Regions from separate parts of the Homo sapiens genome. Here region 2 is linked to region 1. A link is a contact called in ENCODE POLR2A ChIA-PET data. All regions are on one chromosome and are shown on one strand. The core of a region is the stretch at or near the end of the contact, and the rest is flanking DNA. Distances in the headings are between cores, read along the strand shown. Region 1 holds the start of OCM (oncomodulin). Region 2 overlaps RAC1 (Rac family small GTPase 1).

Region 1 (3,409 bases), core at 910-3,409:
GCATGAGAATCACTTGAATTTGGAAGGCGGAGGCTGCAGGGAGCTGAGATCACCCCACTGCACTCCAGCCTGGGCAACAGAGTGAGGCCCTGTCTCAAAAAAAAAAAAAAAAAAAAGAATCTTTGCACCTGCAGTCTTCTCTGCCCATATTGAGGGCTTTGCATGGGTAGATGTGCGGTCAACTGACTCATGTCCTTTGCTTTAATGATGCTTGGCCGAATGACCAACACCAAGGCTGGCCATTGAAGAAATACTGAGCAACCTGGCCCCCACTGCACCCCAGGCCCACTCAGCAGTGCCGGGTACCAGACAGACTCAGGACAAAGCTTACTTAAGCTCTTCTTCATCCAGGTACCCGCTCTGGTCGTTGTCTATGAACCGGAAAACATCCTTCACCTGATTGGCTGACATCTTGGAGAGGCCTGATGTCTGGAAGAATTTTTGGGGTTCAAAAGTGTCTGGGTCTGAAGAACAGAGAATTGGTTATTCTGACGCTTGTTGGATCACATTCTATGTTGGGGCCAAGGTACTAAAAACACAGATAATTAAAAACACTTCAACAATATCCCTGAGCTACGGGGATGCTCAACTGGTCCAAGATTTTGGGACAGCCAAGACTTGATGGCTCTGTGATGGCATCCCATGTCCCCTCCGCCCCAGTCTTCCCTCCTCCACTTGGTTTTGTCCATTTTCCTTTTCCCTCCTCATCTCTTCTGTGCCTCCCCCTCCCCCTGGCCCACTTTACAGGCTGTGTGGCTGAGCCCCCAGCATCCCTGGTCTAATTGGTAGGGGGAAATGCAATCACTGGATTTCAACAGGCTAAATGGCCTTTGGCGCTTTTTTTTTTTTTTTTTTTTTTTTTTTTTTTTTTGAGACAGAGTCTCACTCTGTCACCAGGCTGGAGTGCAGTGGCGTGATCTCGGCTCACTGCAACCTCTGCCTCCCGGGTTCAACTGATTCTCCTGCTTCAGCCTCCCAAGTAGCTGAGATTACAGGTGTGCACCCCCATGCCCAGCTCATTTTTGTATTTTTAATAGAGACAGGGTTTTGCCATGCTGGCCAGGTTGGTCTTGAACTCCTGACCTCAAGTGATGCACCGGCCTCGGCCTCCCAAAGTGTTGGGATTACAGGTGTGAGCACGACACCTGGCCTTTCAGTGATGTCTTGCTTTCATGTTTAGTAGGTTTCTTTTGTCTTACAGATGTGTAATCGTGTGCTCAGATCCCAGATCTCTATAATTTTAGTTATCTAATAAATAGCAGTTTTCTTCTCTGATTCCATGAATTTTCCAGCCAACCTCTTATTTATTTATTTATTTATTTATTTAGAGCCAGAGTCTCACTCTGTCGTCCAAGCTGGAGTGCAGTGTAGCGATCATAGCTCACCACAGCCTCAACCTCCTGGGCTTCAGTGATCCTCCTACCTTAGTTTCCAGAGTAGCTGGGACCACAGGCACATGCCACCATGCCCCGCTAGTTTTTATTTTTATTGTTATGTTGTAGAGATGGAGTCTTCCTATGTTGCCCAGGCTGGTCTCAAACTCCTGGGCTCAAACAGTCCTCTCACCTTGGCCTCCAAAAAGTGTTGGGATTACAGATGTGAGCCACCATGCCTGGTCTACTTTTTTTTTTTTTTTTTGTAGACAGAGTCTTGCTCTGTTGCCCAGGCTGGAGTGCAGTGGCATGATCTCAGCTCACTGCAACTTCTGCCTCCCGGGTTCAAGCAATTCTCTGCCTCAGCCTCCCGAGTAGCTGGGATTACAGGCACCCACCACCACGCCCGGTTAATTTTTTTGTATTTTTAGTAGAGATGGGGTTTCACCATCTTGGCCAGGCTGGTCTCGAACTCCTGACCTCGTGATCCACCCGCCTCGGCCTCCCAAAGTGCTGGGATTACAGGTGTGAGCCACTGCGTCTGGCCGCCTGGCCTACATTTTGATTTTGTGTTGACTCGCTGGAGGTGCAAAGCTGTGAGGAAATCCCACCCCCGCCTCACGTCCCCTCTACCTCGGCATTCCTGGAGCGCTGCTGCAATGTCGTCAGCACTGAGCACGTCCGTGATGCTCATTTTCTACCTACTCACACAGAATAAATGAGAGGCGATAAGCCACAAACAGGAATGTGCACATCCAGGGGAAACACATCTTCCCAGGCCCACTGAAACTGTATGTGTGTCTAGATTATTTTTTTTTTTAAATTAAGACGGAGTCTCACTCTGTCACCCAGGCTGGAGTGCAAGAGCGTGATCTCGGCTCACCGCAACCTCCGCCTCCTGGGCTCAAGTGATTCTCCTGCCTAAGCCTTCCCAGTAGCTGGGATTACAGGTGCGCACTACCATGCCTGGCTAATTTTTGTGTTTTTAGTAGAGACGGGGTTTTGCCATGTTGGCCAGGCTGGTCTTGAGCTCCTGACCTCAGGTGATCTGCCTGCCTTGGCCTCACAAAGTGCTGGGATGACAGATGCAAGCCACCGAGCCAGGCCTGTCTAGAATTTTTAAAATGTGATAAGCATGGTTTTGTATTAAGTGACGGGACAGAATATCCAAATTAAAACCAGATACGGAAAACACCCCAGCCTTTTTTGTCTCAGAGCCTTCTTTTGAATACATGCCAAAAATGGAAAAAAAAAATGACCCAAAGAAGGATTCAATTGTTTTCTTATAAAAATTATACTGACATAATCAGTCATTTGCATAGGCAGCCGTAAACCATGTTACACATGCACTGGCATTTTCCTACAGCAGCCCGAGAGATGCAATGTTGCAAATTCCACGTGGGAAAGGATACAGTTTGGGCTGCTTGCAGACATTCTGTGGAAGAAGGCATGCACCTGTCCTGAAAGGTGGGAAGCAGATGGATGAAAAGCCCATCTCCCAGAGATTAAAATCCTTCCAGGTGTCAGAGCCACCGGAAAACAGGAGTCTAAGCACCTGAGCCTAATATGAATGCATGCAGTGAAGAAAAGAGTCTGGGGTCTGATGTGTCCACCAGTTACTCACCGTTTTCGGTTTCCCCCCAGGAAGAATCAGGAAAAAGAGTTGAAGGAGCAAAACAACAGATGTGTTTTTGCTACCTTACTGACCTACCTTATATAGGCTAGAAAAAGTGATAGTTACAACCTCTTAGATTTCCTTTTCAAGGATCAAGTGGATGCAGCTCAAATGTCTTGTCTTACTCATGAAACCTCTTTTTTTTTTTTTTTCTATTTATGTCTCAAGGGAATGTGGGTGGGAACAGCCAATTGTAAAAAAAAAAAAAAAACAACAACAAACTTCAACAAACCTTAACTAAGATTTCAATTCTGCAAACGAACCCTGTTGGCAAAGTGTGGAGAAGGTTCTAGATGCCTGGTAAGGTGGAGATGGTGGCCTGAACTAAGACAAACACATACAGGGTGCTCTGTAAGCTGAA
Region 2 (3,409 bases), core at 908-3,407, 510 kb before region 1:
AGGTCACCTGTGTGACTGTGCTGAAATAGGACCAAAAGTAAGTAAACTTTAAAAAAAACAACTCATAATCGTTTCTAAGTAGTGACAAATCCAAGATCATCATACAAACCACAAAAATCACCAAATATCCCCTGCTCCCGGCCAGTAAGAGTGAGGGCCGAATTCCCACAGTCCCCAGGTGCGTGTTTCCCTCGCGGCGAAGAGTAACAACTCTAGTTCTGCGGAACCACATGTGTGTGCCTGGTGCTCTCTGGCTGCACTTGTAACAGCCAACCTCACAAAAGCTGAGGCCTTTTGAAACTCAAAACTGCCAAGCTGAACACCACAGTTTTTCTTTTTATCTACCATCACAGGAGTCTAGCCCACCACTTTAAAACCTCTAGCACTGGCCAGGCGTAGTGGCTCACGCCTGTAATCCCAGCACTTTGGGAGGCAGAGGCAGGCGGATCACCTGAGGTCAGGAGTTGGAGACCAGCCTGACCAAAGTGGAGAAACCCCCGTCTCTACTAAAAATACAAAATTTGTAATCCCAGCACTTGGGGAGGCCAAGGCGGGCGGATCACAAGCTCAGGAGATCAAGACCATCCTGGCTAACATGGTGAAACCCCGTCTCTACTAAAAATATAAAAAATTAGTCAGGTGTGGTGGCGGGCGCCTGTAGTCCCAGCTACTTGGGAGGCTGAGGCAGGAGAATGGCGTGAACCCAGGAGGTGAAGCTTGCAGTGAGCCAAGATCGCACCATTGCACTCCAGCCTGGGCGACAGAGCAAGACTCCGTCTCAAAAAAAATAAAATACAAAACAAAATTAGCCAGGCATGGTAGCACATGCCTGTAGTCCCAGCTACTTGAGAGACTAGGGCGGGAAAGTCACTTGAACCTGGGAAGCGGAGGTTGCAGTGAGCCAAGATCACACCATTGCACTCCAGCCTGGGCAACAAGAGCGAAACTCTGTCTCAAACAACAACAACAACAACAACAACTTTTAGCCTAGAGAGAAAATGAAACAACTGGCATGACGCACTGGGGTCCTGGCTGACCCCAACATGGAGGCTCAGCATCTCAGCGAACCCGCTGCACAGCCTGAGTCTCAGGACACACACAGGGCTCAGGACTCGCTGTGACACTGACAGGTCACTTAGGCTCCCACTCACACCACCAATGCTGGTACAAGCAGGCAAATAAATACAGGTGATCTACACAAGGGAAGATGCTGGACTTGAGCGTTACTCTGACAAGACTTGATTCTGTGCATAGCAACTGAAGATGAGTATGCAGAACTTAGCAAAGATTTTCAAGAGAAAATAATGTAAGGATTACGTAATTCGGGAAATAAAAACCTGAAGGGCAATTTCAACTAAGAATGGCGACTACCTGCTCACCATCTTTTGGAGAACGAAGAAGAAATGAATGGTCTGAACAGACTTAGCCCGACAGAGCTGCCCAATAGAGAGGATGCCAATGTTAAATGACCACAAGAAATGTAACATCTCTTTTTAGGACACCCTAGATAAGAAATCTTCCAACTGGTCCTTCAGGAGAGTGTCTAAGCAGTCTTGGATGAGCTACATCAACAGGTCTGCAGACCACAGAGCCAGCAATCAGGGACCACATTCCATGTAGTACAAAATTTAGAGGTTTCCCCTTTATCAACAAGAGACCCAGGTGCCAGCATGTTACTACCAGATCCAGTTCTTCTTAGGACAGTGTGGCTCAAAGGGATGAGACCTTCCAGACACTGGTATCTGAGCATCTGTGGCCTGCCCCTGAGTTGTCAAGATAATTTCCTTATCTCTGAAGGAGTCCAGACAGGAATGCTTCCACTGCTGGGTGGGTGCTCGCCCCTCTTGCTCCTTAAGCGCCCGGCTCACCCCCTTGCTAGCACAGGGTGTCTTACACAGTTTATGGGACTTTTCTGTGAACTACCTGAGGGCAAGAACCATGTCCCACTCCCTCCTTGCTCCTCAAATATTTTATAGGAAAGCAGTCCACAGTCTCACACAGAGGAAACATGAAGTTTAAGTTCTAGCCCTATGAGGACAACACCTACTTTGATACCAGGCGTCACACTCTACAGCTTTGTTCAAGCTGAGGAGAGTTCTCTTTCCTTATCTGTGTGTTCCTCAGAACACAAAGTGGGACTCCTGCCAAGTCACCCTTGACTTACTGTGAGGCCTTCCTTAGAGAGGCCTCACCCTGCCCGGTACCCCCTGAGTCACAGCAGGGTGGCTCTTGTTTCTCAGAATGACACCACACCCTTCCACATGTGTCCAGTGGGCTGAAGTCTCCTACTCTACCAGCCAGTATGTTTTTAAATCCATTTACAATCTGAATTATTAAACATCCACTGGGTATAGAAGAGTTTCCTAAGATACTGAAGAATTTGAATTGTCTGGGGATTATAGACTGATTTTTAATACAGCAGACTTAACCACTAAGTTATTTCACCCATATTACCCCCTACAACGAAGTACTGGTTGAATCAATCACAGGCTGCCTCATCATCAATCAGGGCTCAAAGCCAGCCTTTCTCTAGGATGTCTTCCTGACCTCAACCCAACCCCAACCCCAATCCCTCCGGCCAACCCAGGTGTGCTGAGCACCACACAACTTCCACTCATTTGGGCACAACGTGGAAAGCAGCACTCTTTAGGCCGACCCACCCGCACACTGAGGAACAGGAGAATTCTGACAGCGGCTGGCCCCACAGTGTGTGCTATGTGCCCAGGACTGTTATGCGTGCGTGACACGTACTCATCTCACCCTACAAGGAAACAGGCAAAGACTGGAGAGAGGATGAAGCCTGCCTGAAGTCACAGAGCTAGGACATGCACACAGGTTATCAACCCAAGGAATCTCAAGCATATTTAACTTTTGCTTCCAAAGATACTTTTAAAAATGAAGAACAAACATGTAACAAGATAAGCAAATGATACACAAGTAAAACCGCTGCTTAAAGAAAAGTAACTTTTAATGACAACAATGTCTTCTAAGTACCCATTTTCACCAGCTACTGCTCTAATTAGCTTTGGTAAATAAATCACTTAGTTGTCTGATACAGAAGCAAAAGTAAACTTTTTTTTCTGATTAGACACAGTGGATACATTTTACAAAACCAAAACTTCAATCTACATTGAATAAATTTAGGTTCTATTGTATGGTTCACAAAATCCATACAAATTATGTATTTTGTGGGAAAAAATGTATTAAACCTGTGAGATTAGTTACTAACTTGGTTTAAAGAAACCTGAATCTTAACTGCCTAATTTGATTCTGTGGTACAAAAATGTCACACAGCAAACCTGCCTTCAAACTAATTGGTGTTAAAAACTGGTTTGCAAAAACAAAAAGTAGCTCTTTCATACGGTTATTCTAAAGCTAAATGGAAGACTGTAAAATGCCCAACAATGGA

The links. ChIA-PET counts read pairs that join two places held with the same protein, here RNA polymerase II (POLR2A).
Region 2: POLR2A ChIA-PET joins it to region 1 with 14 read pairs in IMR-90. The contact joins the enhancer-like site here to the promoter of OCM in region 1. POLR2A ChIA-PET finds 5 or more read pairs at or near these places in 3 of 52 experiments (AG04450, IMR-90 and T-cell).

The regions. Positions count from the first base shown.
Region 1 is chr7:5,879,548-5,882,956 of GRCh38, reverse strand. OCM (oncomodulin) reads right to left here and starts at 2,159. Exons shown (of 4, transcript NM_001097622.2): 1 at 2,007-2,159; 2 at 332-464. The coding sequence starts at 2,067.
Region 2 is chr7:6,392,244-6,395,652 of GRCh38, reverse strand. The region is part of intron 3 of RAC1 (Rac family small GTPase 1); the gene reads right to left. Among named protein-coding and RNA genes, the nearest start is that of RAC1, 19 kb to the right of the region's middle. RefSeq lists an enhancer at 2,087-2,336. Within about 2 kb of position 2,157, at least 30 of the 41 ENCODE cell types and tissues checked have a DNase peak (open chromatin) inside an H3K27ac peak, as active enhancers do; they include IMR-90, where a contact is called at or near this core.